2 separate regions of the Homo sapiens genome follow, and region 2 is linked to region 1. Evidence: read pairs that join two places in POLR2A ChIA-PET (ENCODE). Cell type or tissue: PC-9. All regions are shown on one strand. Each heading gives the region's core, and the rest is flanking DNA. Links, peaks and the distances in the headings are about the cores only. Region 1 overlaps METTL8 (methyltransferase 8, tRNA N3-cytidine). Region 2 holds the start of LOC124906092.

Region 1 (16,933 bases), core at 5,535-13,534:
CTACGCTGTTTATTCTAGTTAGCCATTTGTCTAATTTTTTTTTCAAGGTTTTTAGTTTCTTTGCAATGGGCTCGAACATCCTCCTTTAGCTCAGAGAAGTTTGTTATTACCGATCGTCTGAAGCCTTCTTCTCTCAACTTGTCAAAGTCTTTCTCCATCCAGCTTTGTTCCATTGCTGGCGAGGAACCGCGTTCCTTTGGAGGAGAAGAGGCGCTCTGATTTTTAGGATTTTCAGCTTTTCTGCTCTGGTTTCTTCCCATCTTTGTGGTTTTATCTACCTTTGGTCTTCGATCATGGTGACGTACAGATGGGGTTTTGGTGTGGATGTCCTTTCTGTTTGTTAGTTTTCCTTCTAACAGTCAGGACCCTCAGCTGCAGGTCTGTTGGAATTTGCTGGAGGTCCACTCCGGACCCTGTTAACCTAGGTATCACCAGTGGAGGCTGCAGAACAGCAAATATTGCAGAACGGCAAATGCTGCTGTCTGATCGTTCCTCTGGAAGCTTCGTCTCAGAGGGGTACCTGTCCGTATGAGGTGTCAGTCAGCCCCTACTGGGAGGTGCCTCCCAGTTAGGCTACTTGGGGGTCAGGGACTCACTTGAGGAGGCAGTCTGTCCCTCTCAGATCTCAAACTCTGTGCTGGGAGAACCACTACTCTCTTCAAAGCTGTCAGACAGCGACGATTAAGTCTGCAGAAGCTTCTGCTTCCTTTTGTTCAGCTATGCCCTGCCCCCAGAGGTGGAGTCTACAGAGGCAGGCAGGCCTCCTTGAGCTGTGGTGGGCTACACCCAGTTCGAGCTTCCCGGCCGCTTTGTTTACCTACTCAAGCCTCAGCAATGGCAGGCGCCCCTCCCCCAGCCTCGCTGCCACCTTGCAGTTCGATCTCAGACTGCTGTGCTAGCAATGAGCGAGGCTCCGTGGGCGTGGGACCCTCCAAGCCAGGCATTTGATATAATCTCCTGGTGCGCCGTTTGCTAAGACCGTTGGAAAAGCGCAGTATTAGGGAGGGAGTGACCTGATTTTCCAGGTGCCGTCTGTCACCACTTCCTTTGGCTAGGAAAGGGAATTCCCGGAACCCTTGCGCTTCCCGGGTGAGGTGATGCCTTGCCCTGCTTTGGCTCATGCTCCGTGGGCTGCATCCACTGTCCTGCACCCACTGTCCGACAAGCCCCAGTGAGATGAACCCAGTACCTCAGTTGGAAATGCAGAAATCACCCGTCTTCTGCATCGCTCATGCTGGGAGCTGTAGACTGGAGCTGTTCCTATTTGGCCATCTTGGAACCACACCTTTTTGTCTTTTCTTCATGCTAGAAACATTTATTCTCTTCCAGCTATTTTTTTTTGAGATGGTCACCCAGGCTGAAGTGCAATGGCATGATCTTGACTCACTGCAACCTCTGCTTCCTGGGTTCAAGCTATTCTCCTGCCTCAGCTCCCGAATAGCTAGGACTACAGGTGTGTGCCACCAGACCCGGCTAATTTTATATTTTTGGTAGAGATAGGGTTTCACCATGTTGGCCAGGCTGGTCTTGAACTCCTGACCTCAGGTGATCCACCCACCTTGGGCTCCCAAAGTGCTGGGATTATAGGCTTGAGCCATCTTGTCCGGCCTCTTCTAGCTATTTTGAAATGTTCAGTAGATTATTGTGAACTAGTCACCCTACTGATCTATATTGAACATGAGGTCTTAACCCTTCTAACTGTATATTTGTACCCATTAATCAATCTCTCTTCACCCCCCACCCCTTCCTGGCCCCTGGTAATTACCAATCTATTCTCTATTTTCATAAAATCCACTGTTTTAGCTCCCACATATGGATGAGAACATGCAGTATTTGTCTTTCTGTGCTTGACTTATTTAACTTAAGGACCTCCATTTCCTCCATGTTGCTGCAAATGATAAGATTTCATTCTTTTTTTATGGCAGAATAATATTCCATTGTGTATATATACCACATTTTCTTTATCCATTCATCCATCTGGAACAGGCAAGGATGCCCACTTTTGCCACTTTAATTTTACATAATACTGGAAGTCCTGGCCAGAGACATTAGGCAAGAGAAAGAAATAAAGGGCAGCTAAGTTGGAAAGGAAGAAGTCAAATTAGCCTTGTTCAAAGACAATATTTTTTTTTTTTTTTTTGAGACAGGGTCTTACTCTGTCACCCAGGCTGCAGTGCAGTGGTGCAAAAGTGATCTTGGCTCACTGCAACCTCTGTGTCCTGGGTTCAAGTGATTCTCCCACCTCAGCCTCCTGAGTAGCTGGGACTACAGGGATGCACCACAATTCCCAGCTAATTTTTTGTATTTTTAGTAGAGATAGGGTTTCACCATGTTGGCCAGGCTGGTCTCGAACACCTGGCCTCAAGTGATCTGCCCACCCTGGCCCCCCAAAGTTCTGGGATTACAGGCGTAAGCCCCTGTGCCCAGCCAACAATATGATCTTACACTTAGAAAAACCTAAAGACTCCACCAAAAAACTGTTAGAACTGATACATTTAGTAAAATTGCAGGATACAAAATAAACACACAAAAATCAGTAGCATTTAAATATGCCAACAGTGAACAATCTGAAAAAGAAATCAAGAAAGCAATCCCATTTCCAATAGCTACAAAGAATATAAGATACCTAGAAATCAATTAAATCAGAGATGTGAAAAATCTATACAGGAAAACTATAAAATATTCTTAAAAGAAATTAAAAAGGACATTAAAAAATGGGAAGATATTCCATGCTGATGAGTCCAAATAATTAATATTGTTAAAATGACAATTCTACCCAAAGCAATTTATAGATTCAATGGAATCCCAGTCAAAATACCTATGACATTCTTCACAGAAATAGAGCACAAAATCCTGAAATTTTTCTCTCTCTTTTTTTTTTTTGAGACAGGTTCTCGCTCTGTCACCCAGTCTGGAGTGCAGTGGCACAATTACAGCTTACTGCAGCCTCAAACTCCCGGGTTCAAATGATCCTCTAGCTGCAGCCCCCTGAGTAGCTGGGACTACAGGTGCATGACCACAACACTTGATTAATTTTTGTATTTTTTGTAGAGACAGGTTTTAGCCATATTGCCCAAGTTGGTCTTGAACTCCTGGGCTCAAGCAATCCTCCAGCCTAGGTTTCCCAAAATGCTGGGATTACAAGTGTGAGCCACTTGTGCCTGGCCCCTAAAGTTTTTATAGAACCCCAAAAGATCCAGAATAGCCAAAGCAATCCTGAGGAAAATGAACAAAGCTGAGGCCAGGTGTGGTGGCTCACACCTGTAATCCCAGCACTTTGGGAGGCAGAGGTGGGCGGATCATCTGAGGTCAAGAGTTCAAGACCAGCTTGGCCAACATGACAAAACGCTATCTCTACTAAAAATACAAACATTAGCTGGGTGTGGTGGTGGGCACCTGTAATCCCAGCTAATCAGGAGGCTGAGACAGGAGAATTGCTTGAGCCTGGGAGGCAGAGGTTGCAGTGAGCTGAGATCCTGCCATTGCACTCCAGCCTGGGCAACAGAGCAAAACTCCGTCTCCAGAAAAAAAAAAAAAAAAAGAACAAAGTTGGAGGCATCATACTACCTGACTTCAAAACATACTACAAAGCTACAGCAACCAAATTGGCATGGTACTGGCATAAAAACAGACACATTGACTGATGGAAGAGAATAGAGAACCCAAATATAAATCCATGCATTTACAACCAACTCATTTTTGACAAAGGTGTCAAGTACATATGATGGGGAAAGGACAGTCTCTTCAATAAATGGTGCTGGGATAACTGGAAAACTGTAAGCAGAAGAATGAAACTAGATTCTTATTTACTATATATAAAAATCAAATCAAAATGGACTAAAGACTTAAATCTATGACCTGAAACTATGAAATTACTAGAAGAAAACATTGGGGGAAATGCTCCAGGACATTGGAGCATTTTTATTTGTCTATTTTGTCATTTGTCAAAAGATTTCAAAAGCACAAGCAACCAAAGCGAAAATAGAAAATGGGATTATATCATGCTAACAAGCACCTGTACAGCAAAGAAACAATCAACAAAGTGAAGAGACAACCCACAGAATGGAAGAATATATTTGCAAACTACCCATTTGACAAGGGATTAATAATGGGAATATATTAAGGAGCTCAAACAACTCAATAGGAAGAAAAAGAAAATCAGATTAAAAAATGGGCAAGGTTGGGGCAGTGGCTCACTCCTGTAATACCAGCACTTTGGGAGGATGAGGAGTTTCAGACCACCCTGGGCTGAGGTGGGAGGCTCACCTGAACCCAGTCAGATTAAGCTGCAGTGAGCCATGATCTCATCACTATACTCCAGACTGGGCAACAAGACCCTGTCTCAAAAAAAAAAAAAAAAATGGCAAAAGATCTGAATAGATATTTCTCAAAAGAAGGCATACAAATGGCCAACAGCTATACGAAAAAATGCTCAATATCACTAATCATCAGAGAAATGCAAATCAAAACCACAATGAGATATCATCTCACCTCACCTAACATAGCGTATATCAAAAAGACAGGGAATAATGAATGGATGCTGGTGAGGATGTGAAAAAAGGAGAACCTTCATACACTGTTGGTGGGAATGTAAATTAGTATGACCACTATGGAAAACAGTGTGGAGTTTCCTCAAAGAAGTAAAAATAGAACTACCATATCATCCACCAATGCCACTACTGGGTATTTATCCAAAAGAAAGGACATCAATATATCAAAGAGATAACTGCACTCCCATGTCTACTGCAGCTCTATTCATAGTAGCCATAACATGGAATCAACATTTCCGGTTTTTTTTTTTTTAGACGGAGTCTCGCTCTGTCGCCAGGCTGGAGTACAGTGGTGTGATCTCGGCTCACTGCAACCTCTGCCTCCTGAGTTCAAGCGATTCTCCTGCCTCAGCCTCCTGAGTAGCTGAGACTACAGGCATGTGCCACCACGACCAGCTAATTTTTGTTATTTTTAGTAGAGACAGGTTTTCTCGATCTCTTGACCTTGTGATCTGCCCACCTCGGCCACCCAAAGTGCTGGGATTATAGGTGTGAGCCACCGCGCCGGCTCCTGAGTTTTTTTGATAGTAGCATAGGCCAATTTTTTAAAAGCCATTTATGAAGGTTGGCAAGGCTTTTCTTAAATTAAATATAAAGGCCTTCAAGAAAACTGCCTTCAATCCTTACTGAAACTATATTTATCCTAAAACTTCAGCACCATTTTGATGTGACTTTATCTTCTTTGCTCAAAGTTTATAAATTTGTTCAAAGTTCCTAGGAAGTGAAATGCATAATAGCAAAGTAATAGCAGCATAGCAAGTGGAAAAGTTTAAAATTATGTTTTCATATTTTGTTTGAAATGCCACCCATGTGTGTATCTCCCAGAAAAAGCAATAATATGACTACTCAAAGACCCAATTATAGGGTGAATACAAATTTCATTAACTTTGGTCCCACTACACTGGAAGAACTGGGAATTCTACCAAATGGAACAAGTGGACTGGCATCAGGAGAGGCTAAGAACTCTCAGAAGCAATGACACGAGGAGGAGGAAAAGTCACTAAAGCTCTGGCTCTAGGAGCTACAGCACGCAGTTGACTACCTTGCTCTTCCAGAAGGACTCGCACAGCTGAGTTTTCTTTTACTTTTTTTCTGGCTGCTGCTTCTTCTTCCTTAGACCACTGCATGTGATCCCTATTAAAAAAAAATAGACTGTAAAATATGCTTTATCATTGAAGAAGGCAGAAAAAAGGTGACAAGGAACCACATCTTTCATTCTAGATTAGCTGAAGACATATGATACAGACTAATTCCACATGGAATGAATACATTTTGTGTAAGATGTTCCTACTGATGGCGCTGGTACAACCCTGGAACTCCTAAGATTCTTCTGTTTAAATCTGGTTGTGCTGCAAGCCCCAGCTACCTCTGGGAAACGGCTGCTAAAGTAATGTCCTCAGAACACCCTGGTGTATGACTATTTGGGTGCTGGTATGCCGGTTTTTACTCTAAGGCTAAATTTATTTGCCTTTTTGTTAATTTATGAACAGAACATTCTTCAGTAGTTTTTAAATGCTCCTCTTACAACACTTGTATTCTAACACTTTGCTGTCAAAGAGATGAAAGTTTTAAAATGTTTTGTACTTAGCCTGCAATTTTTAAAGTAACTTTAGATTTATTTTTCTTATTAGCTACTTTAATTTCTGTAAAAGGATTCATTTGCATTTAAGTGATAGAGTACTTGATACAGCATGTGAAAAGGTCACCTTTCTAAGTTCTGGTACTTTCTATAAGTATTTTTAGTTTCAGAATCGACTCTCCCTATATGAGAAGATACTATTTTCTGCTGCACAAAAATGTCTTTCTTGGAATAGAAGCGACAACTGTATACAAGAAAGGTAATTTTTTTTAAGTTTTGTTTTCACAAAGTTTGCTTTTTTTTTTTTGCAATAGGTTAGACTATAAGCAAAGCAATTTCCTGGAATAAACCAGGAATAATTTTTTATCACTAAACAATAAAAAAATTACACACCCCATATTCAAGTTGCATTTAGCCTAGAAGAAAAACCCCTAACACTATTATCATATGATATATGTAGTAGTCACCTGACTGATGAGAAGGGATAAATTATACAATTTTCTTGGAAGTGCATCATGCTGTGACCGACAAACATTGAGCAGTTAGGATGATCATAATTATAATTATAGTAACTGCCATCCTTTATTTATTACATATCAGGTATTGTAATAAGCACATTACATACATATGTCTTATTTAATCCTTTCAAAAATCCTTTGATAGGGTTATAATCATGTCCACTTTGCATAGTGGCTAACAGAAATTTAATAACTTATTCAAGGTCATATAGCCAGGAAGTGGCAGAACCAGAATTCACCTAGGTTTGTGTCACTTCAAAGTCCATCTTCTCAACTATTAGTCTATTATTTTCTACCATGGCAGTGGGGGACACAGAGAGATTTAAGATGTAATGTTTGTCCATCTTGGGTTTATATTCTCCTAGTGCAAGCAGGTAAACAATACGTAAATGATAATACAGTGAAACATGCATGGCTAGCACCTGATGAAGGGGAGTGCAGTCAATTAATGCAGCTGGGGCAAATAGGAAGGCTTAAGAGAAGGTAGGTTTGGGTTCAGGTTAGGAGGAAAAGTGGTGGAGCAAATTCATGTCACTCAGAAGCTGACAATACAGACAGTGCATACAGGGAACAGTTAAAAAACTCCATTTTGACTGGTTCTCTTGGACAACTGCAGATGAAGTTGGGAGCTGGGTAACGGTCAGATTTCAGAGGATCTTAAATGTGGGGCTGAACAGTTAAGTAGTATGCAAGACACAGTGAAGCGGGGAAGGACTGGAGGAAAAGCGACCAATTAGACTGTTGGAGTGGTCTAGGAGTAATGAGTCCCATGACTAAAGTGGTAGCTATGGAGAACAGGAAGGAAAGGGGGAGAGGGAGACACTGAAAACACTGAAATTAAGACCTAGAGATTAACTAGATATTGGAGTAGAAGTGTAAGAGTCATGAATGATTCTAAGGTCTTAAAACTGAGTATCTAGGAAAGTGGGGGTAACAATGACAGAATATGGAGTTACATTGGGTGGAATGATGATAAGCATGGTACTATTTTAAGTATTGCTTATACAATCAGATATGAGAGGGTATATTCCAGTGACCTGGCTATAAATACACCGTTGAAGGTACGAAACTGTTTTCCTTAAAAAAATAAAAATAAATAAATAAATAAATAAATAAATAAATAAATCAAAATTGGTATGCTGCAGTCTCCAGGAAAACTGAATGAGAATGTTTTCAGAGTTTCATAGATAAAAGTTTAACCACCAGTATTTAAATAAAACTGAATCATGTACAAGCCAAATAATCATTAAACAGCTTTGTCTCTTGCTTTAATAAATGAGGTTAGAATAGTTTTTGTTTTGACTTATTTTGACTTACTTTAACATATGTGAGCAATCACATATAAATTGGGGCTGGCAACTACACTTTAAATTCTGTATATATTAAATATACTATATTGAATACAATTACGTGACAGTTGTGAAATTAAAGGCAACAAGTTATTTATTGAAAAAACAGTATTTCTAAGGCTAGGGATGAGTTTTTCATCTACAAATTTCTACCACTTATAGGAAAGAAAATAGAACAATCTATTTCCCTGGGAAGAATCAAGCTGTGAGACAGTAAGAGTATATGTGGTCTTCCGCTTTAAGCATTTAAGCTTTTAGTTTAACTTGCTATTTCTTATTTAATAGATTTAGTTATTTCTTAACTGTAACTTCCTTACACTGTTCTTTATGTTACTTCATTTTCTTAACTGCTAAGTGAGGGGAATAGTATATCCTAAGTTCCTGCAGAACAGATTTTTTTTTTTTTTACACCACAGTTACAGAATCCCCACAGAAACCTATAAAATGTTCCTACTGTATTTATGGGGACTTCCTCCAGCCCTGCTGCTTTATGGCAGTTCTTTATTTTAGAAGAACTGGATTCACGTATCCCAAAACCCAACAGCTGACAATAAGAATCATACAACTTTTTATTAGTAATAAATACAACTATAGAATTTAAGCATAGAAACAAATAATAAACAAACTGGAAATAATCAAGTATTTAACAGTAATAAAAACCAAAGGAAAAAAGTGGTTTATAGAGTTTGGCCAATAAATTGTACTTCTGGGAACTTACTGAAACGAAGTAACTTGAAAGAACTAAGAAATTCTGTACAGGGAAATATTTGTATGAAGATATTCACTGGAACACTAAATATAATATTAATAGCAAAAAATTAGAAACAACTTCAGTGATAGGGGAATGAAAAAATTATAGTAAATCAAAGGAATATTATGCAGACATTAAGATAATAAATATGACTATTACATGACAATATGGAAAAGTATTTATAAAATGAGGTTAAAAAAGTACATCCCCAAATTTTATATATATATATATATATATATCTTTTTTTTTTTTTTGAGATGGAGTCTCGCTGTGTTCCCCAGGCTGGAGTGCAGTGGCACAATCTTGGCTCACTGCAACCTCCACCTCCCGTGTTCAAGCAATTCTCCTGCCTCAGCCTCCTGAGTAGCTGGGATTATAGGCATGTGCCACCATACCCGGCTAATTTTTTTATTTTTAGTAGAGATGGGGTTTCACCATGTTGGCCAGGCTGGTCTCCAACTCCTGACCTCAGGTGATTTGCCCGCCTCAGCCTCCCAAAGTGCTAGGATTACAAGCGCGAGCCACTGCGCGCCCGGCCAAATTATATATGTATTATAATTACAACTGTTTAAAATTATATACACACAGGGTGAAGATTCTAAGTGGTGAACTAAAACCAATTATGTTTGAATAGGAGTAAGAACAAACTATCTTAAATTTCCTTAATATCGTAAAGCAGCTTCAACTAGAGATAATTTTTTAAAAACTATATGTAAAACCTGTACTCTATGTTTAAGACATACAACAATTGTCTTTAAAACTTTACCCTTCTTGAGGAAAAAGCCATCAACCCTTATAATAAGAAGGAAGTTATGTTTTCTTAAAAAAGGAAAGACATAAAAAAGAAACTTGGGCAGAAAGTACAAAATATACTTTTCACAAAAATTTGAATTTGAGAAAAAAACCTCAAAAATAGAAGATTTTTGAGTAAAACAAATTTTTACATGCCCTATAATTTGTTTGTATACATAGTTTATATATATTTCTTATTCCTTCCATATCTATAGTACAATTGAATAATGTTTCCTTGATTTAGCTTTTAGTTGATGGCAATGTGTAATCTAAATAATTGTGTATTTGGTTTGATTTGGAAAAGTTAAAACACACACACACACACCCCAATTATTTAAGTTGGATACTAAAGTTTTTGATAATCTTACCTAGAGAAACTTCTGCTGAATGTAGTGTTGCTTCCTGTTACAACTTTTAATAATCAGATATAAACCAAAGTACCCAATATAAACTATTTTCCTATCTTTGTCATTTACTATGTATGTGATGGCCTCACTATAGGACACAATTTTGTTCTATAAGTCAATGATATTTGACAAATTTGACAAATGTATTAGATGACTAGGGAATTAAAAAGAAAATATTTATTCTTAGGTTAAAGGAAAAAATAGTTTATTACTTTCAGCCTAAAACGATTTCAATAATTCTTAATTCTATAACAAAGTGTGGGGAAGAGAGTTTCTGGGATGCCAGATGAGTTGGTCTCCCCTGTGTGAGACACCCATGGGGAGCCATGGGCGGCATCTGAGGAGAAAAGTCTCCTTATTGCCTTCCTGTCTTTATGCCCCAAGAGCATAACAGCTCCACGGCATTCCACAGGTTGCTCGGGGAAATAATACTCCTTTGAAGCAGTGGAGTATAATCAAACATCTTGGCTTCTCCTGAAACCCACTCCCACTCATTTTAGTCCCGATAAGTTAAAGATCTTAAGTAGTATAGAGACTACTTTGCTCCAGGAAATTCACAGAAACTGCCAATGCTATACATCTTATTAAATGACTCATGAGTTCTCCTTCACTGATTAATCCTCTTCCTCATCCGTTCCTACCCCTCCCATTTGCCCTAAGAACGAAGAGCTTGTAAACCAATAAATTGGGTGGAGGCCGAGAGCTCAGGGCCGTGAGCAAGCCTCTGATGCTCTGGTCCCCTGGACCCGCCTTTTAAACTCTTATTCAGTTTCTTTCTAATTCCTTTGTCTCCACTGGAATCTGGGTACCCGCCAGGTGGTATGGGGCTGGTTTCTCCAACACAAAGTCATATTTATTACATAGTTACAAACAAACACACACATTTTTCTATATACTACAAAATCTTCAACATAATTATGACTTAAAACTCTGGTATAGGACTTATGATTTTGGCCATGACAGAGTACCTGGCAATGGACTTACCCTCCTGCCACAAATAATTATAAACTGGATAAAATATATAAAGCAACTGCTTTTAAACACTGGACTACACTTCAGACAGTGCAAGACTGATCCTTAAGAGAAGAAAAACACAAAAGGTGAGTCCCCACATCCACCTGTTCTGTCTGGGGACACATTCTAGACTGTGGTGCAGAGAGGCTGTCTCACTGAGTGGCAGTTTCATGAGTTGAGAAGGCAGAGATCAGAGTTCAGAGTTGCAGAGGTGGTGAGGGTTTGTGCAACAGGATACTAAAGGGGAGATGGACAGACAAGAGGGCCCCTGAAGTCTACAAGAGTTCTCCTAAGGTTTTCAGCTAGTGCTAGCTGCTCATCTACAGGCAGAGTCGCCACAGGATCTAGTAGAAGAGAGAGGATTCTAGGAATGAGGATGGAGAAGAGAGAACTGACAAGATAGGTAGTACAGTGCTTGGTGACATTGGAGTTCTGGCTAAGCCACAGTGGAAAGATCTATCTGAGCATCTTGAGTATTTAGTTAAGACCCTAGAAATCCCATGCCATAGGAACAAGAACCACACTAGACTCAGGATATTATCAAAATAGTCCCACCCAAACAACACCTAAAATCAAACCTGATCCAAGAAGGAACTGGCAGAAATTTAACCACTTGCCAGAAAAAACTCGACATCTTTAAAGGAAGGCAACATAATCCAGACTGCATAGAAGATATTATCCATAATGTCCACCATATAATCAAAAACTATTAGACATGCAAATCAAGAGAAAAGTCAGTCAATAAATATAGACTTTGAGAAAACCAAATATTGGAATTAGTACACAAGGACTTTAAAACAGTATTGAAAAATATGTTGAAAGATTTAAAGAAAAAGATGGACAGAATGAATGCACAGATGGAAGAAATCTCAGAAAAAAATGAAAACTTCTTTTTAAAAAAGGAAATTCTAGAACAAACCCATATACACTATCTGAAATAAAGAGTTGAGTAGGCTCAGGTGGGCATGGTAGCTCACACCTGTAATCCCAGCACTTTGGGAGGCTGAAGTAGAAGAATCGCTTGAGTACGGGAAGTTGAGGTTACAGTGAGCCATAATCACACCACTCCAGCCTGGGTGACAGAGTGAGACCCTGTCTCAAAAAAAAAAAAAAAAAAAACTGGGAGGGTTAACAGCTGACAGACACTGGAGAGAATGGGTCAGTAAACTTAATGACAGATGTAGAAATTATTCAGATTGAAGACCAGAGACACAAAGATTGAAAAAAAGTGTGAGTCTCAGTAACCTGTGGGATAATACCAATTGGTCTAACAAACACATAAATTGAAAGCCCAGAAGTAGAAAAGAGAGACAAAATGAGTTAAAAATAATAATAAAGAAATACTAAAATTTTTCCAAATTTGAAGATAAAAAGAAGAAAGAAGAAAAAGAAATACTCAATAGATCCAGGCAGGAAACACAGCAAACCCCAGGCAATATAAATACAGAGAAAACTGATAAAAATCAAAGATAAAGATAAATTTGAAAAGTAGCTACCATATACAGTGGGAAAAGAAATGCAAACTACAGCTGATTTCTCATCAGAAACAATCATAATGAAGGCAAGAAGATAAAGCAAGGAGATCTTATGTCAGCATAGGGGGATGGGAGGGATGTGTCAACCTTGAATTTCACATGCAGTAAAAAGATCTTTCAAATTTGTAAAATAAAGACATTTTCAGATAAACAAAATTTGAGAGAATTTGTTACCAGCAGAATTTGCACTACAAGAAATGTTAAAGATCTTCAGGTTAAAGGAAAAGGGGACCACACGGAGTCTCAGATCTACAGGGTGAAAAAAAGAGACCAGAAGTGGTAAATATGTGGGTAATTATAAAATAATCTTTTTAAAAACTTTAAATTTATTTTAAAAAACTCAACTAACTATATATAGCAAAAGTAAAAACAATGATTATAGCATTTACATATAGAGGTAAACTGTATGACAACAATATCACAAATGTTGGAGGGATGACAAGTAGAAACATATTGTTGTAAGGTTCTTAATTTTATGCTAGGTGGCACAACATTAATTCTAAGTAGACTATACTAAGTTGACAAAGCACATTGTAATGTCTAGAGCTGTGGTTCTCAAACTGTCGTCCACCCTTTGAGGTGGACCACTAAATCGAAACTATTCTCATAACAATACTGTGTTTTGCTCTTTCACTGTGTTGACATTTGCAGTGATGGTATAAAAACAATGAGGGGTAAAACTACAACTGCCTTGGAATGAAAGAAGGCAGTGGCACCAAAATGTGTTAATTGTCATATTCTCTGCCACCATCCAGTGAGCAGCAAAGAATATAACAATTTTTACAAAAATGAAACAATTAAAAAATTTTCAATTTTGCTGATTGATGAAGCAGTAAAAACTATTAATTTTATGAAATATTGACCCTTGGGTACAAATCTTTTTAACAGTCTATGTGACAAGATGGAAAGCATGCACTTCTTACTGAAGTACAATGGATGGCTTGACTGAGGAAAAGTACTCATATGAACTGTGAGCTGAACTAGCTGCTTTTTTCATGGAATGCTATTTTTACTTGAAAGAGCAACTACTGATAAAGCTATAGTTATTTAGACTTGGGTATGTGGCATATAGTTTCTCAAAAGTAAACAAAATGAGCCTATCACATTAAGAAAAACAAATTACAGTATGTGTTTGCAAAAATAAATTTTGTGCTTCCAAGCAAAAATTAGACTTCTGGAAAGCTTGTGTCCACCACCATGAGTTTGATAGGTTCCCAATACAGATTTTCCTGATGAGACTGGTGGTGATATTAACAAATGTGATTTTTAAATATTTTATAATAAAATGTGTCAACATTTAGAAGATCTACATCAAACAGGGAACCAATATTTTCCAAATTATCCATGCATGATGTTATAAATCATGCCTAGGTAAAGGATCTATCCAAAGTGCAAGGTATACCAGTGTATCATAATATGGCAGAATATAGAGCCAGGCCCTGTGGAGCAGTCTTGTAGTCCCAGCTACTCGGGAGGCTGAGGCAGGAGAAAGGCTTGAGCCCAGGAGTTCACAGCCAGCTTGCGTAATATAGTGAGACCCGGTCTTAAAAAAATATATATATATGGCAGAATATAAAAAGTTCCGTGATATGGTTTCATATGCCATATTGCAACTAAGAAACTACCACTATTGAGATTTAGTGTAATATCAAAAAAAACCCCACAATTATCTGATAAAGGCTATTAAAAACTCCTCTCCAGCCAGGCGCGGTGGCTCATGCCTGTGATCCCAGCACTTTGGGAGGCCAAGGTAGGCGGATCACGAGGTCAGGAGATTGAGACCATACTGGCTAACACGGTGAAACCCCGTCTCCACTAAAAAATACAAAAAATTAGCCGGGCATGGTGGCAGTCGCCTGTAGTCCCAGCTACTCAGGAGGCTGAGGCAAGAGAATGGCATGAACCCGGCAGGCGGGGCTTGCAGTGAGCCGAGATCGCGCCACTGTACTCCAGCCTGGGCAAGAGAGCGAGACTCTGTCTCAAAACAACAACAACAACAAAAAAACTCCTCTCCTTTATAAGCACATATCTGTGAGAGACCAAATTATCTTCATATAATGCAAGAGGATATGAGAATCCAATTTCTTCCATTATGGCAGACATTATAAAGAGACTTGCAAACATTTAGAGCAATGCCACTCTTTGCATTACACTTTTGGGAATATACATTTACATTAAAATATGTCATTTATGTTAATATGTAATGGATTCATTATTGTTTTGGAATTAATAAATGTTTTCATGTCTGAGTTTTAATTTCTAATACAGAAAATATCAATAGACATAATCCATATCCATAAGAAGTCTTTGCGGTTCGTAGTAATTTAAGAGTGTAAAGGGGTCCTGAGACCAAAATGTTTGAAACTATTGCCTTGAAATAATTCCTAAAACAGAATGCAAAGATGTATGGCTAAATGCCAGTAGAGGAAGTAAAAATTGGATACAAAAAATTATTCAATTAGGCTGGTCACGGTGGCTCACACCTGTAATACCAGCATTTTGGGAGGCCAAGGCGGGCGGATCATGAGGTCAGGAGTTCAAGACCAGTCTGACCAACATGGTGAAACCCCGTCTCTACTAAAAATACAAAAATTAGCTGGGCATGGTGGTGCATGCCTATAATCCCAGCTACTCGGAAGGCTGAGGTAGGAGAATCGCTTGAACCTGGGAGGCAGAGGTTGCAATGAGCCGAGATCATGCCATTGCACTCCAGCCTGGGCAACACAGAGAGACTCCATCTCAAAAAAAAAAAAATTATTCAATTTATCCAAAAGCAGGCAGGAAAAAAGGAACAGGGGAAAAAAAGGGCAGAAGAGAGAAATTAAAAAATAAACAGACAACCAAACAAATATTAATATACAATGCTACCTGGACTAGGTGTTATCTTAAGTTTCTTTTCTTTCTGTTTTCTTTGGTGTTAATTTAATAGGTCCAAACATTACTTTATTGTTTGCATTTGTATTTTTTTAACTGTTAAATATTTTCCTGTATGCTCACATGTACTTCCTCCTGGATCAACTTTCTATGTACATTGTTCATTTATCAATTATTAGCAAGTAATGCTTTTCTGACAATATAAAAAATGTTCTATAGGTTAGCCCTGATGTATGGCAGTGGAAAATCATTTAAATTTTTTCTCTCTCCTTTGGTTTTTGTATTAGTAATAGTTCTCAAAACAGCATACGGGCTGGGCACGGTGGCTCATGCCTGTAATCCCACCACTTTGGGAGGCCGAGGTGGGCAGATCATGAGGTAAGGAGATCGAGACCATCCTGGCTAACACAGTGAAACCCCATCTCTACTAAAAATACAAAAAATTAGCCGGGTGTGGTGGTGGGCACCTGTAGTCCCAGCTACTCGGGAGGCTGAGGCAGGAGAATGGCGTGAACCCGGGAGGCGGAGCTTGCAGTGAGCCGAGATCAGGCCACTGCACTCCAGCCTGGGCAACAGAGTGAGACTCCGTCTCAAAAATAAATAAATAAATAAATAACCAGCATACAAATTAAGATTAAGTACTTTGAAGACTTTGGTTTTCCTTGGGAGGAGGTAATTAAGGTGAACAGGACCTAAGGGCTTCTGGGGTCTGCAATGTTCTGCTCCTGACTAGAGTGCTGGGCAGGTGGACATATTACACTTCGTAAATAAATCAAGTTGAGTACTTAAAAAAAGATTAAGTACTCTGAAATTATAATTATTCTATTTCATCAAATCCAATATGCTATTATTTTCTGTACCAGTAATAAAGAAAAAACATTTTCAGCTACAATTTTAAGATGCACAAACTGTAAAAATGTCATGATTTCAGAGATGTTAATAGGTAAATAAAAATGTGAGTCTCAGAAAAGATAAAATATAGCTGTTATAGGCATATCAGCTAATAACTGAAGTAACTTCAATTAAATCTTCCTTTCTACTATTGAGTCTAATTTATATTTGTAACTCCAGGATGCCTACCTCTCTTTTTGGCTATAATGAATATTTCAGTTGGTTACTGTTATTAGTAAATTAGTTTTTGTTTTGTTTTCATTTTTCATTATTAATTTATTTTTTGAGACAGAATCTCACTCCATCACCCAGTTTGGAGTGCTGTGGCACCATCTCGGTTCACTGCAACCTCCGCCTCCCAGGTTCAAGTGATTCTCCTGCCTCAGCCTCCTGAGTAGCTGGGATTACAGGCACGTGCCAACACACCCAGCCAATTTTTGTATTTTTAGTAGAGATGACGTTTCACCATATAGGCCAGGCTGGTCTTGAACTCCCGACCTCAGGTGATGCGCCTGCCTTGGCTTCCCAAAGCACTAGGACTACAGGTGTGAGCCACCGTGCCCAGCCTATAACAAGGTTTTTTTAAAAAAAACCTTTTTAGCCTCTGGAAAAACCTCTGACAGCCTCAAACTCCTGAGTTCAAGCAATCTTTCGGCCTCAGCCTCCTGAGTAG
Region 2 (16,933 bases), core at 4,536-12,535, 230 kb before region 1:
TAAGCTGATTTATAGAGAACAGTTAAAGCTTTTCTTCTATTAATACTTTACATATTATACTAGATAAGGCAGAGGTTCCTTTTATTAAAAATAAACACTATGACAACGAAATTATTTCTCCAAGATAAAATATTCCACTTAAATAATTCCTTTTCATTAGTTTTTTTTAATGCACTCAAAAGTATCGAAAGCAAAAGAATTCAAAAGTCTGGGCTGGGCACGGTGGCTCACGCCTGTAATCCCAGCACTTTGGGAGGCTGAGGTGAGTGGATCACCTGAGGTCAGGAGATCAAGACCAGCCTGGTAAACATGGTGAAACCCCAATTCTACTAAAAAATACAAAAATTAGCCAGGCGTGGTGGTGCACACCTGTGATCCCAGCGACTCAGGAGGCTGAGGCACGAGAATCACTTGAACCCGGGAGGCGGAGGTTGCAGTGAGCTGAGATCATGTCACTGCACTCCAGCCTGGCCAACAGAGTGAGACTCCCGTCTCAAAAAAAAAAAAAAAAGAAAGAAAAAATTCAAGAAGTCTATATTGTATAACACTGGAATTACTTCTGAATCTTGTCTTGAAACATCCATTTTAACATGGTTAATAAATAGAACATACCTATTTTCATTGACAATATTTTGTACCATATTTAGCTATAACTTTTGTTGGCTATACTATGTTGCATTATTTATTCCACAGTTTGATTCCCTACTTTAAAACCAAATATTCTAATTTTTTGGCAGTTAAATGAACATGTTAGTTAAATGAGCTATCACAAAACCAGCCCAATTTCTTTTTCTAACCCTTCCCTCACATGAATTCAATAAACCCATTTCCTACATTTTTTTCTAATGATTTCAAATATTAACATTTAGAACATTAATCCATTTAGAATTATATATAGATATATATCTAATTTTTTTCCAAAGGAAAATGTCCCAATTTCTCACCAATTCAAACTTTTCCCACTAATTTAAAATACCTCTCTGGTTATCACATTCCATAAACATCGGTCTGTTTTGTACTTTATTCACTAAATAGTTTCACTAAACTATTTATCTGTTTCTGAGTCATATTATCTATCCATCTATCTACATATATAGATATATATGTACTGCACATACACACATAAACACAGACACACACTTTCCGAAGATTTCACCCAAATGTCTGACAACAGTAAGTATAGAAAGTCAGGTCCCTGAATCTAGGTATACATGTTCAATTATATAACCCTGTGGTAGAGAAGACAGGTCTAATCTAGAATCATTCCAAGTCAGAGTAATGCTTCACCTAATCTTTTTAATATAATTGGTCTTTTTAAACACTTTTGTTGCAACCCTTACAGCAAAGAATTCAAATACTCTGAGACCAAATAATTCATATAAGGAGATATGGCTTGCATCAGAGTTACTAAAGCATAGGGTTTCTGCTTCTCTCTACTGCCATGACCTTAAAAAATGAAAATAATTTAAATTTCAATTTTATTCTTACTAATAAAAAAATCTGACAACTAATTTTTCTTTCATCAAAAACATACGTAGGTCGATAAGTTGTGTAAAGTTTGGTCAAGTTCTTTAATCTCTCTCTATTTTAGCTTCCTTATATAGAAAATGGAGATAATAAAAGTACATACCTTATAGAGTTGTTAAAGTAAAATAAGTTTCTATGAATAGTTTTGAACTAAATCTGTCACTTAGAAAGCATTCAATAAATGTGAACATATATGTATGCTAAAATATAAGTGCTCAATAAATATTAGCATATATAATGTAATAAGCCCCCTTCTAGCTTTCTTCCTGGGGTTAGAAGTTCCTGCTAAGTATAATAGGATTACATATACTTCCGTGCCTAATTTCTTTATGCTAATATAGTAGTAACACAACTAACCAAGTTCCTCTTCCTCTAGCCTCAAACTTGTGACAATCTGCTATTTTTAAAATCAATCTCTCACATTGTGTATATACATGTACATGTATATATATATACACATACATACAAATGTATATACACATACTCACATATAGATGTATTTTATACTAGACTGCATTTCTGTATTAACATATAGTCCTGATTTTAAAAATAAAGAAATTGAGACACTGAAAGGTTAAGTTATACTGCCTTTTGTTATAGTTTATATCCACTCAACTAAGCATCTCTGTCCCAAAAGAAGGGTCCAGAGGAAGAGTATGTGTGTGTGTGTGTGTATGTGTGTGTGCACGTGTCCGTGTCAGAGACACAGAGAAAAACAGAGCATGTACTTGATCCTGCAGTAAGAAGGAATGTTCTCTAAGAAAACTCCAAAACAGGAATCTGGTAAAACTTGAGCTGGTAATTACCCTCTCCTCACTACCAGAAAGTAGACTGGTATCTTGTCTCTAACCTAAGTACTCAAGACTCTTTTTTGGTTTCATCCCTTTCCCTCATTACTAAGTAATAGGTGCTTCTTGAAATAAATACAAAAATATAAAAGTAAAAAGTCCCAATACCTCCTTGTCTCCAAATCCCACTCCTGAGAGGTAACCAATTGTTATGAACCTTAAAAAGGACAGTGATGATTTACTGCTCCACAGTACTCCTTCTTGGCCTATTCTTCTATCCCAATAATACAGGGTGAAAGAAGGGCCACAGAACAGTTTTTCTTTCTTAAAGTCCCTTTACAGCAGGTAAGTAGATCCCTGACCAAAAAGGAGGCTGCAAGTACTTTTTGTAAGAAGTCCAAGTTGAATACGATCTACCTATTAAAGCACAACTGAAAACAATGAATGAAAATCAACAAGGGGCCAGGAGTGGTGTCTCACATCTGTAATCCCAGCACTTTGAAGGCCAAGGCAGGCAGGTCCTTTGTGCCCAGGAGTTCGAGACCAGCCTGGGCAACCTGAAGAGACCCCATCTCTACAAAAAAATTTAAAAAATTATCCAGGCATGGTAGTCCGCACCTATAGTCCCAGGCTGAGGTGGGAAGATCACTTGAGCCCAGGAAGTAGAGGCTGTGGTAGTAAGCTGTGAAATGCTGCCACCGCACTCCAGCCTGGGATATAGATAGGTTACCAAATAACATAACATAACATAACATAACATAACATAACATAACATAACATAACATAACATGGGTAAAATTCTAAATATTCTAAATATTCATACAGTGATTTCAACCTATTATTTCATCAACATCATCTTTACCATATCCTCGTAAGATTCCTAAAATTGATTTCTGTGGACATTTATTTTAACAATACAGCCAGCTGTAAGGTTAAGAACATGGGCTCTGTGGCCAGACTGCCTGAGTTCAAATCCCAGCTTTGCCACGTAGTGACCCGATTATTATAAAATCTTGGTAATAACGGCTGGGTACAGTGGATCATGCCTATAATCCCAGCACTTTGGGAGGCTGAGGCGGGCAGATCACAAGGTCAGGGGTTCAAGACCAACCTGGCCAACATGGTGAAACCCCCTCTCTACTAGAAATACAAAAATTAGCTGGGCGTGGTGGCATGTGCCTGTAGTCTCAGCTACTCAGGAGGCTGAAGCAGGAGAATTGCTTGAACCCAGGAGGCGGAGGCTGCAGTAAGCCAAGATCGCACCACTGCACTCTAGCCTGGGCAACAGAGCAACTCTATCTCGGGGAAAAAAAAAATCTTGGTAATGACTATGTCCATCACAGGGTTGTTCACAGGCAGGACACAGCGTTAATTCATAAGGTGAGTTAAATGAGATAATACATGTAAGGTTTTGGCAGGTTCCTGGACCATATTAGCCTAAATGATGTTTACTTACTAAGTCCCAGAAAAATAAGCAACTTGCCCAAAAATACATGCAAAGTAAATCACGTGAGAAGAGAAAGCAACAGAAGGAACATATTAGCATTCCAATCTACTCACTTTCTACTCACCTAGCCTAAACCTTCAAATAAGGAACAAAAATAAATAAATTTTATCCACCAGATTTCCAATAAAACAGGCTAGCCTACGTAGGATAGGGCTCCTACCTGCTCTACATGTCCACGTAGACATGTTGAGTTATCCTGCTTGATGAAAACTAAAACAATCTTTAACCATCACTTCCAACTCTAACGTGCTATCAAGACTCCAGGGAATGCCAACTTTGGGATCCAGATATATAAATTAGCACATAATCCACATTAAGGTCATAATGGTCCTCTAGAAAGACATATTTCCAAAGACCAAATCACCCCAAAATCAAAATTTTAAGATTCTAATAATAATTTCTTTTATCTGCAACCTTAACGGACACACCAACCTGTAAACTTAGATAGATACCTATATATCTTTGTATCTATATATATAGATAGATGCAGAGATCTATATATCTATATATAGAGAGAGATACAGAGATATATAGATAGATACAGAAATATGTATATAATACAAGCTATGTAAATCAAATTTGAATGAAGGATGAAAAAGTACTATTTTTAACAGGTTAAATCACAGGAAGTTACAGACACTCAACCATTTTTAATCTATAAAATAGGTTCATATGGTTCAACCTAATACTCAATGACCAAAATGGCCTATGATATAATCAGATCCCCTAGTGTCCTCACAAATTACTGTAACTGCCATTTTTGGACAGTATTTAGTGATTCAAATAAATTGTGGGTCACATCATTCTCGTACCTTTTTTGTATAACTCTAAAAGCTGCCAAAACAGAGTGGCAGATGCAAAGTTCTATAGTCATATGCCTGGTTGGCCTCAGATTAACACCATAGTTTTCCAGCAAACAGTCACTTAAAAATACTGACTTATACCAAGACTTCTTTCAATTATTATATTTCTGACTTCATATTTCTTCATATTTCTTCCCCAAGACAATTTATTTGCCTTATGAACAAAAGGATATTTTCCTAAAAAACTGTCAGGAAAGAAGCAATTTCACTTCTTTCCCTTTTTACCCGTAATCATGAACGCATGGTAAAGAAAAATGGAAAAATGCAAAAAATTAAAGCCAAAAAAATCCCACTCATAGTCCTACCACCCAAAGATAACCAATGTCAACAATGGCTTATTTTCTTCCAGTCTTTTTTTCCACATACTTTTTTTTTTTCCAACAATTGAGATTACATTTTATACAGTGGTAGCCCCTGGCATTCAAAGACACTTTTACATTTACAATTATGAAAATGTGTACAAAATCCTGAAAGTTCATCACATGATATATTTATCACTAGCTGACGTACTGCTAAATGAAAGATCTTACATAAAATCTCCATCCATCCAATTCTCAGTTTGGGTTTGTTTTTCTTTACCATTGTATTCGTCCGTTCTCACACTGCTATGAAGAAATACCTGAGACTGGGTAATTATAAAGAAAAGAGGTTTAATTGACTCACAGTTCTTCATGGCTGAGGAAGCCTCAGGAAACTTACAATCATGGCCAAAGGCACCTCTTCACAGAGCAGCAGAAGAATGAGTGCAAGCAGGAGAAATGCCAAACACTTACAAAACCATTACATCTTGTGAGAACTCACTATCGGGAGGAGACCCAGCATGTGGGAAAGCGCCCCCATGATCCAGTCACTTCCCACCGAGTCCCTTCCAGGACACATGGAGATTATGGGAACTACAATTCAAGATGAGATTTGGATGGCGACACAGCTAAACCATATCAACAGTAGTCATATATCCAGAAACTCATAAAGTTACTTACCCCCCCCAACACGAGTTTCAGATAAATTATAAACTTACGTATTTGTATAAGTTCACTGCATATTAATGTTAGTACTCTAATAATACAGCGTAGTGGTATTTTAGTAAAAGTTTTTTAAGTTTCTTTACAAATAGCTGTTTTCTAAGATAATTAAAAGCCTAAAAGGGACACTTACACTTTTGTGTTTAATACTGATGGCTGTTAGCCAGGTGCTATGGCTTCCGAGTTCAAGATCAGCTTGGGCCACATAGTAAGACCTCATCTCAACAAAACATCAAAAAATTAGCTGGGTGGGGTGATCCCAACTACTCAAGAGATTGAGGTGGGAGAATCCCTTGACCCCAGAGATCAAGGCTGCAGTGAGCTATGAACACGCCACTGCATTCCAGCCTAGGGAACAAAGTGAGACACTGTCTCAAAAAACATAACAAAACACTAAATCTAAATCTCAACTCCACCACACAGTTAACTCTCAGCAACGATTTCTTTATTTGTAAAATGAGAATAAATGTCTAACTTACTGGCTTGAAGATTAACACAACACTAAATATGGATTAAACTCCTCTTACAGATCTTATTTAAAAACCAAGGAACTATAACTTCTTGGAGCTCAATATGTAAAACTATATAATAATAAAAATAAAAGGGACACAAGCTGAGCTACTTTAGTCAAGTTGAAAATTAAACATTGTTACCTGTCAAGTACTATAGCTTCTGCCTTTTTGCCTAACAGTAGATTCCAGAGGGGAAACATGGGGACATGTTAGGCAGCCATCCAGGTTAAGAGAAAATAGGAGCCTAACTAGAACAGTGACAGATAAGAAAAGTATCTAAGAGAGAAAAAACAACAAGATTTGGTGACAGACTGAATTCAGGCGCAGGCTCATGTCTGTAATCCCAGCACTTTGGAAGGCTGAGGAGGGTGGATCACTTGAGGTCAGGAGTTCCAGACCAGCCTGGCCAACATGGGGAAACCCTGTCTCTACTAAAAATACAAAAATATTAGCCGGGCTTGGTGGCAGGTGCCTGTAATCCCAGCTATTCGCAAGGCTGAGGCACGAGAACCACCTGAATCCAGGAGGCAGAGGTTGCAGTGAGCTGAAACTCTACCAAGGCACTTCAGCCTGGGAGACAGAGTGAGACCCTGTCTAAAATAATATAAAATAAGCTTTTTTAAAAAAAGAAAAGGGAATGGTTTCTTTCTGGCTTTAGACACTGATAGTTCATAGTGTCTAACTATGAACAATGATGAATACAGGTTGAGTATCCCTTATCCAAAATGCCCAGGAGCAACATGTTTCAGACTTCTGATTTTTTTTTTTTTTTAATATTTGAGTGTACATAATGAGGTATCTGGGGGATGGGACCCAAGTCTAAACATAACATTTATTTATGTTTCATATACATTGTGATGGTGTCAGGGTGTTGCCCAGGCTGGAGTGCAGTGGCATGATCGCAGCTAACTGCAGCCTCACTCTCCGGCTCAAGCAATCCTCCCACCTTCTCCCAAGTAGCTGAGGACTACAGAGATGTGCCACCATACCTGGCTGTTTTTTTTAATCCATAAAATTCATTGTTATGTGCCCAGCCACAATCATTTCAAGTTTTTTTCTTCCTCAGCATGTAAACCTAAATGCCATGCAGCATAACAGTTCTCTAAATTTATCTGCTTAACAGACAATTTGATTATAATATATAGGCAAGGTATGATTAATTCTATATGACACATAAAAATCAATCCCATATCTTTTTTAGTCACATTATATATATATTTCATCCTCTCAGATTGCTGTTCATGTACTTTAAAAACAATTATGGAATGGTCAGCTTCTCTATTAGACTGGCATTTAGCAAATCAGAAATTCCCCTTACTGTTCTCCTCATTCTTGCAATATATTACCTTTGTAAGTAAGGATTAAATTATGTTAATTTCTTATTTAATTGTACTTGTGACACACTGCAAGAGAGAAAAGAAAGTATTATTAAAATATAGTTGGCTAACAACTTGACTAACGATTGGGCAAAGAATCTGAACAGACATTTCTCCAGAGATGATATATAAATGGCCAAGAAATGAAAAGATGCTCACATCCAGCAATCCCATTTCTATATATCCAAAGAAACTGAAATCATTATGTTAAGGAGATATCTGCACTCCCATGTTCACTGCAGCACTATTCACAATAGCCAAGATACAGAATCAACCTAAATGTCCATCAACAGATGAATAGGAAAAAAAAAAAAATGTGGTATATATACAATGTAATACTATTTGGCCTTTTTTTTTTTTTTTTTTTTTTTGAGACAGGGTCTTGCTCTGTCGCCCAAGCTGGCGAGCAGTAGTGCCATCACAGCTCACACCTCAAGGGGTGCTTGAGGTGGAGCTCAAGCAATCCTTCCACCTAAGCCTCCCAAAGTGCTAGGATTACAGGCATGTGCCACTGAGCCGGACCTATTCAGCCTTAAAAAAGAAGGAAATCCTGTCATTTGAAACAACATGGATGAACTTAGAGGACAAAGTAAAATAAGCCAGGCACAGAAAGACAAATACCACATAATCTCACTTACATGTGGAATCTAAAAAATTTGAACACACAAAAGCAGAAAGAATAGTGGTTACCAGGGGCTGGGAGAAATGAGGAAATGTTGGTCAAAGGACACAAAGTTTGAGTTAGACAGAAAAAATAAGTTTTTGAGATCCATCGCACAGCAGGGTGACTATAGTTAATAATGATATATGACATGTATTTCAAAATAGCTAAAAGAATAAATTTCAAATGTCTTGCTGGAAAAATTAAAGGAGGTGACCGATATGTTAATTAGCTTTGTTTAATCATTCCACATTATGTGTGTGTTTGTGTGTGTGTGTGTGTATATATATATATATATATATATATCAAAACATGACACTGTACCCCATAAATGTATACAATTATGATTTGCCAATTAAAAATATTAATTGAGCTAGGCATAGTGTCTGGAGGCTGAGGTGGGAGGATCATTTGAGCTCAGGAGTTTGGGGCCAGCCTGGGCAATGTAACAAGATCCTATCTCTTAAAAAAGAAAAAGATGGCCAGGCACGGTGGTTCATGCCTATAATCCCAGCACTTTGGGAGGCCGAGGAGGGTGGATCACCTGAGGTCAGGAGTTCGAGACCATCCTGGCCAACATGGTAAAACCCCATCTCTACTAAAAATGTAAAAAATTAGCCGGGAGTGGTGGTGGGCACCTGTAATCCCAGCTACTCCAGAGGTTGGGGCAGGAGAATCGCTTGAACCCGGGAGGCAGAGGCTGCAGTGAGCTGAGGTCGCACCACTGCACTCCAACGTGGGCGACAAGAAAAAAAGAAAAAGATGCTCAACACCACTAATTATTAGCAAAATGTAAATAAAAAAATACAATAAGATATCACCTCACACCTATTAGAATGGCTACCATCAAAAACACTGAAAAAAAGTGTTGTCAAGGATTGTGGAAAAATGGGAACCTTTGTGTACTGTCAGTAGGAATGTAAAATGGTACAGCTAGATAGAAAATAGAAAGCAGGATCTCAAAGACATTGCTGCACACCCATGTTCATAGCAGCACTACTCACGATACCCAAGAAGTGGAAGCAACCCATGTCCAATCAAAAGATGAATGGATAAACAAAATGTGGTACACACGTACTATGGAATATTATTCAGCCTTAAAAAGGAAGGAAACACTGAAACATGACACAATATGGGTGAACCTTGAAGACGTTATGTTGAGGGAAATAAGTCAGACACAAAATGACAAATACTATATGATTCCAGTTCTGTGAGGTATCTAGAGTAGTGAAACTTACAGAGACAGAAAGTAGAATAGTGGTTGCTGGGGCCTAGGGGCAGAGGGGAATTAGAAAGTTGTTTAATGGGTGTAAAGTTACAGTTTGACAAAACGAAAACATTCTGGAGATTAGCTGCACAACAACAGGAATACACTTAACACTACCGACTTAGAAATGGCTAAGAGGTAGCCAGGCAGGGTGGCAGCCTCCAGAGGCTGAGGCAAGTGAACCTGGGAGGCGGAGGTTGCACCACTGCACTCCAGCCTGGGTGACAGAGTGAGACGCTGTCTCAAAAAAGGACAGGACAAGACAGGACAGGAAAGGAAAAGAAAAGGCTAAGATGGTACATTTTATGTCGTGTGTTTTTTAACCACAATTACAATTTTGAAAAAAAATGGCTAAAATGTTTGCATATGTACAGAGCTAACAATTTTGGTCCTTGACTTTTCTTGATCTATGAAAAGTCAGAGAAACATCTGCTCTTTAACTTAAAACTTTCAACTACCTGGATAGCTGGGTAACTAGAAGGGTTGAACTTCCTCAAGGAAAGTTACTCTATACAAGGACGGGCAGCAGTGACTACCCTGTTAAATATTATAAGGTAAAAAAATCAAGACTACTTTGTGATTAGTAAAATCAATATGAAATTCAAATATCAGTGTCCATAGTAAGGTTTTAAAGAACACAGTCATCCCACTTGTTAGCATATTGTCTATGGCTGCACTTTACCACACAAACACAAGCACCTGTCGTAGTTGTGACAACTCTTTTAAAACAGTTTAGGCCAGGTGTGGTGGCTCACACTTGTAATCCCAGCACTTTGGGAAGCCAAGACTGGTGGATTGCTTGAGCTCAGGAATTCAAAAACAGTCTGAGTAACATGGTGAAACCCATCTCTACAAAAAATATAAAAATTAGCCAGGCAAGGTGAGAGGACTGCTTGAGGCTTGGAGGTCAAGGCTGCAATGAGCTGAGATCATGCCACTGTACTCCAGGCTGGGTGACAGAGTGAGACCCTGTTTCAAAAAAAAAAAAGTTTGCTGACTCATGCTCTATATCTTATCCCAAATAAGGAATTAGATGCAGAGCAGAAATAAAACGAAGTAAATTCAAAAAAGAATATCAACAAATTAAAATGTTGATTCAATGAAGTGATTTTTTAAAAAATAAAAAGCCATAGCCTTTTCTGTGGCTTTTTATTTTATTTCTACCCCCAAGCCATCTACATATACACCCAGGCACATGCACATATGCCTTGTTTAATATCTTTAGTATCCGGAATAAGCCTCAGTTTTAAGATAAACTTTCAGCCAGGCGCAGTGGCTCACGTCTGTAATCCTAACACTTTGGGAGGCTAACGTGGGCGGATTGCCTGAGCTCAGGAGTTCGCGACCAACCTGGGCAACATGGTGAAACCCCGTCTCTACTAAAATACAAAAAATTAGCCGGGTGTGGCAGCGTGTGCCTGTAGTCCCAGCTACTCGGGAGGCTGAGGCAGGAGAAATGCTTGAACCCAGGAGGTGAAGGTTGCAGTGAGCTGAGATCGCGCCACTGCACTACAGCCTGGGTGACAGAGTGAGACTCTGTCTCAAAAAAAAATAAAATAAAATAAAAAAGTAAAAAATAAAAAAAAAACTTTCATTAGTTATTAAGCTCTTTGAGCACTCTTAATAAACAGGATTTATACAACTATTCAGTTATACAGCTTTGTCTTCTCAAATAACTGGACTGAAAGTTATTTTTACTTCATACAAATTTAGAAAAGGCATCCTATAAAAGTTAAATTATACAATAAAATTATTGAGAACTAATGATAAAAAGTTTGCATCACTTTTATCACTTTCTTAAAAGCAAGCTCAAGGGGGTAGAGATAGGGGTTGTAATTTATCGTGTGAGCTTTCAAAGATAACTAAAATGTTTGCTTATATCAAGAAGTTTTAGACAGTGTTCTAACTGGCCATGTACACATTTGTTTTAGCCAGTTAACTTATTAACATAAAATTTAAGGAAGAAGAGAATTTGCTAAATACTAATATACTTACAACGACATATTTAATATATTTATTTTGGCTTTATAATAGCAAATAGAGAGTAGAGAACTACTATAAATTGGTCCTAGCACAGAGGCTCCCATACCAAGGTATACTTATCTAAAAAATACTGCAAACCTTCAAATTTCAGATGGCAGCATTTGGAGGACAGTACGAAATAACGTAATCCCTCTTAAAAATCCCAATCATTTTTTTCTCAAGCTAGAGAAGAAAATTAGTCCAAAGAAATTTAAGTAATCTTAACATAAAAACTATCACACTCCTTGTAGTTTGTAAATACTATAGTAAGCCTTGGCAGTAATGAGCAGGAGTAACAAGTCCAAGATGAGATTTAAGACTGTTTTAATTTTTAAAACAAGTCACAAATAGAAACAGTAATAAACACGTGGAAAACTGCTTAATCTCTTGGTAATCAAATATATGTAGTAAGTAAAATAACATGTAATACCACCCCTACTTAACAAGCCAAACACTTCCTAAAAATACTAAGAGCAGTAATGTTTCCATTAAACTGGTTCATATGTATGTTGCTAGTGGCACTCTAAAGTTACAACTCGTACAATACAGTAACATCCACAAAGACATTCATATTTTTTTACTAAATAATCAATAAATTGAAACAGTAACTACAATACATAAGATGAAATTTTCCAAAGGCATAAAGGGTGTTATACAGTATGAGCAACTCTAAAAGTCTGTTTCGAAAGCTAAAACTTTTTTATATTAAACTACTGCTCAAAGGGTTATAATTTAAAAGAAGCAAAGTGACTAAGACGTGTATCACATTTTTACTTACAGGACAAAGAATTGAGTACAGAGCTGAGAAAATACCCAGCATTAAAGGAATAGGATATATATATACACACACATATTATATATAATGTTATTTCACGAAGAGCTGTCTTTTAAAAATATATTGTAATGCTCTGACGATTTTATTTGAATCCAAACTTAACTTACATTGGTACTAGCCGGTTGCCAAAAAAACTTAAAATAACAGTAATCTGGCTGGGCATGGTGGCTCACGCCTGTAATCCCAGCACTTTGGGAGGCAGGGGCGGGCAGATCTCCAGAGGTCAGGGGTTTGAGACCAGCCTGGACGACAAGGCGAAACCCTGTCTTTACTAAAGATTCAAAAATTAGCTGGGCATGGTGGCACACGAGTCCCAGCTAACTCGGGAGGCTGAGGCAGGAGAATCGCTTGAATCTGGGAGGCAGAGGTTGCAGTGAACCGAGATCCCACCACTGCACTCCAGCCTGGGCAACAGAGTGAGACTCTGTCTCAAAAACAAACAAACAAACAACAACAACAACAACAAAAACCGGTTATCTTCAAGGCATCAAAGGCAAAAATAGTTCTGCTTCCAATTAAACCTACAATTCCAGATGGCTAACTGCTCCACAAGTTGGTCCTATTCAAACTCTGTATATAACCCAGTGGTCCCCAACCTTTTTGGCACCAGTGGCCAGTTTCATGGAAGACAATTTTTCCATGGACCAGGGGTGGGGTGGGGTGGGGTGGGGTGGAGTGGAGATGGTTTCAGATGAAACTGTTACACCTCAAATCATCAGGCATTAGTTAGATTCTCATAAGGAGCAAGCGACCTAGATCCCTCGCATGTGCAGTTCACAACAGGGTCCACGCTCCTCTGAGAATCTAATGCCACGGATGATCTCACAGGAGGTGGAGCTCAGGCGGGAATGCTCACTGGCCTGCTGCTCACCTCCCGCTGTGTGGCTCATTCCTCACAGGATAGCGACCAGTACAGGTATGCAGCCCTGGTGTTGTGGACCCGATATAACCAATTGATAATTTAAACAAAAGGAAGATAAAGAGAGTGAGAGAAGAAGAGCGTGGTTAAGAGGAGAAAAAGATTCAGATTCACCCAAAATTTCAAAGCCAATTAAAGAATTAAAAATAAAAGCAAACAAGGACTTTCTCCTTCCAGTAATGGTGATCAGGTCATCAAACCAATCTTCTGGCTGAAGAAACTTGAAAAGTTGAACTAAGTTTAAAAAACGAAAACTCTACTTCTAGAGATCAGGCAGTAAAGAAATGGGGCCAGAATTCACTAAGTTCCCAGAAGTGAGTCTGGTATACCAGGTTTCTTCTCCCCTACAGGCATCTGCTGATTTAAGTAGTGACTGTGAGGCTGGAAAGCTAAGCAAAACATCTGAAAGCCTCACTGGGTTAGCCAGACAAAAATGAGACCCTGAGCCTCCCCCAAACTCTGGGTTGGGATCTCAACCTCAGAGCAAAAGAATTACAATTAAAGCCCAGATTCAAATAATCTCAATCCTTAAAAGTGAATTAAGAAAAGCAGATTTATAGGGCCCCTATGTTTCTGTCAAAATTAAATGTAAATTTTATGTCATGGAAGACTACCATTATTCTAGGCCTCAAATTATTTCTACAGTTTTTCACATCAAATGTCTCATACACAATAAAAATTAACCAGAAATCCAAGAAAATAACGCAAATAAAATGCAAATGAAACATGGAACAAGACCCAAAGGTATCTAGATAATTAAGTTATCAGACACAGACTCTCGAATAAGTATGCTGAGTAGTTAACACTGAGAACTTTAGCAGAAAACCTGAAACTAAAGAGAATAAAATTGAAATTCTAGAACCAAAAAGTAAAATAAACTAAATTAAAGAACTCAGTGTATGAGTCTGATGGCATATTAGACACAGCCTAAGAGAATTAATGAAATGGAAGATTGGTCAGAAAAATATATCTTTAAAAATGCACACAGGAATAAAAAGATAAAACATACAAAAAAGGATGTAAGAAACATAGGGCAAATTTAAGAATGTTTAATACATGTATAACTGGAGTACCAGGAGGAAAGAAGATGACAAGACAGAAGCACTATCCGAAGTGATATAGTCTGAGAATTTTCCAAAACTGACGAACGAGCTCATCAGTCCTGTGCAACAGAACTTTCTATTCTATTGATAGAATGATGGAAATGTTCTCCATCTGCCAATAGAGTAACTAATAGAAACATTTGTCTACTGAGAACTTAAAATGTGAGGAATTGAATTTTTAACTTTTTAAATGTTAATTGGTATCAACAGTTACATGCAGCTAGTGGCTGGCACTGGGCAGTGCAGTCCTACGTCACAGTTATAAGAAGTCCTATAAACACCAAGCTGAACAAATAAAAGATCACACCTAGACATATCACAGTAAAACTGCTGAAAACCAAATATAAACACCCCCACTCCAACAAAAACAAAAAGTGACCAGAGATCTACAAGCTAGATTACAGTCAAAGGAGCAACAGTAAGACTGATAGTTGACTTCTCAACAGAAACTCTGGAAACCAGGTCTCAAGGGCACTGTGCATAGCTGCAACATGACAAATGAAAAAAACTGCCAACCAAGATTTCTGTATCCAGCTCCCTCCCCCCAAAAAAATCCCTTCAAGAATAAAAATGAAAAAAAAGCATTATCAGATAAGCAAAAAAGAATTCCTCAACAGATAGGCCCAAATAGAGAAAAAAAAGAGTATTTTCAGAGAGAAAATCAACCCAGCTAGAAGCCTGGAAATGCACTAAAGATTGAAGAAAAAAACTGAGTATATAAACAAATTTAAATGTATAATTACTGAATAAAACACTAATGGTAATATCTTGTGGGGAGTTAAAATATCAGAGAACTAAACTATCTGGCAATAGTATGTAATTCTGGAGAGGGAAATGTACAGTTAATGTTTTCTAATGTTGCTGCACTGACCAGAAAGAGAAAAAAGTGCTAACTTATATCACACTTTAACACAGAAAGGAGGCATATTGTAATCTCTAGGATAAATATTAAAAACAAATTTAAAAAAAGATGGTCTAACTATTAAGCCAAGTTGGGGGGTGGGGGGTATTTGGAACAAAAAATAATAATAATCCCAAAAGCAGCAGAAAAGGAGAATAAGAGAAAGTTCAAACAGGATAAACAGAAATCATTTATTAGGAATATCAATTTAAACATATCAGCAAGTATATTAAATGTAAATGTACTACATGTTCCAATTAAAGAACAAACATGGTCAAACTAGTTTATTTAAACTAGTATATGCAACTTAAAAGATATGGCTAAAACGCGAAAGCTGAAAGAATGGAAAAAGCTGTAGCATGCAAACACCAAATGAAAGTTAGTGTATCTGCCTTAACACTAGATTAAAAACACTACAAGGTAAAATGCAATACTGAGATAAAGAGGGACACGTCACAATAATAAAAAGTTTGATTCACCAGGTAGATTTAAAAAAACCTTGACTTGTCAGCACTTTAACATAATCAAAATATATAAAACAAAAACTGACAAATTAAACAGAGAGACAAATGTTATAATCATTTGGGGATATTTTAACAAACCTTTGTCTGAATAGGAGCAAACAAATGCAAAAGCAGTAAAAATCTGAAACAGAAACAAACTTGATAGAACATATTACACCACATCTAACAACTGTAGTCTATAAATATTTTGTTGTTGTACACAAGGAATGTTTACCCAAAAAGACCATATGTTGAACCATAAAGCAAGTCTCAAATTTCCAAGAACTTAAGTCTTAGGGATTTAAATCTTACTAGAATGGAGTCAAATCAGAAATCAGGGCTGAGCATGGTGGCTCACACCTGTAATCCCAGCTACTCCGGAGGGATTCGCTTGAACCCAGAATCACTTGAACTCAGAGACAGAAGTTGCATTGAGCCAAGATCATGCCACTACTCCAGCCTGCGCGACAAATCGAGACTCCGTCTCTCAATAAATGAATGACTGAATGAAGGAATGAATGAATGAATGCACGAATGGACAAAGGGGTCAGTAGTGACAAACTTTACTGAAAGTAAGGAAATGATATCAAATGGTAAATGAATAGACAAGTAAGGTTAGTACAAAAACTATAAAATGTATTTTCCTTATCTCAGTTTCATCAAAAGATACATTTGGGAGGCCAAGGTGGGAGGATCACTTGAGGTCAGGAATTCAAGACCAGCCCAGTCAACACAGTGAAACCCCATCTCTACTAAAATACAAAAAGTTAGCTGGGTGTGGTGGCACATGCCTGTAATCCCCACCTACTCGGGAGGCTGAGGCATGAGAATTGTTTGAACCCAGGAGGCAGAGGTTGCAGTGAGCCAAGATCACACCACTGCACTCCAGACTGGGCAGAAGAGTGGGACTCTATCTCCAAAAAAAAAAAAAAAAAAAAAAAAAAAAAAAAAAAAAAAAAAAAAAAAAAAAAGGTGGGGGAGGTGGAATAGTAGAGCTATACAGGACTAAAGTTTCTATATATTGCAAGAATTAATGTAGCTATGAAGTAGACTCTGATAAGCTAAGATATATAAATGTAAACCCTACAGTAATCACTAGTAATTCAAATATAGTTTTAAAATGATTA

The links. ChIA-PET counts read pairs that join two places held together with the same protein. Peaks named below come from ENCODE experiments on the same cell type or tissue, not always from the same donor. Only the 100,000 strongest peaks of a DNase experiment are listed, where the experiment ranks them.
Region 2: POLR2A ChIA-PET joins it to region 1 with 15 read pairs; 3 of 35 experiments call an interaction of 5 or more read pairs at or near these places.

Annotation. Positions count from the first base shown.
Region 1 is chr2:171,354,830-171,371,762 of GRCh38, forward strand. It overlaps METTL8 (methyltransferase 8, tRNA N3-cytidine), which reads right to left. Exons shown (of 10, transcript NM_001321154.2): 3 at 5,593-5,684. Among named protein-coding and RNA genes, the nearest start is that of METTL8, 71 kb to the right of the region's middle. In PC-9, for the core only: no CTCF peak of the experiment used is centred there; no DNase peak of the experiment used is centred there.
Region 2 is chr2:171,126,783-171,143,715 of GRCh38, forward strand. The region is part of intron 1 of TLK1 (tousled like kinase 1); the gene reads right to left. It overlaps LOC124906092, which reads right to left and starts at 16,723. Exons shown (of 1, transcript XM_047446755.1): 1 at 1-16,723. In PC-9, for the core only: no CTCF peak of the experiment used is centred there; no DNase peak of the experiment used is centred there; H3K27ac peaks cover 3,040 bases.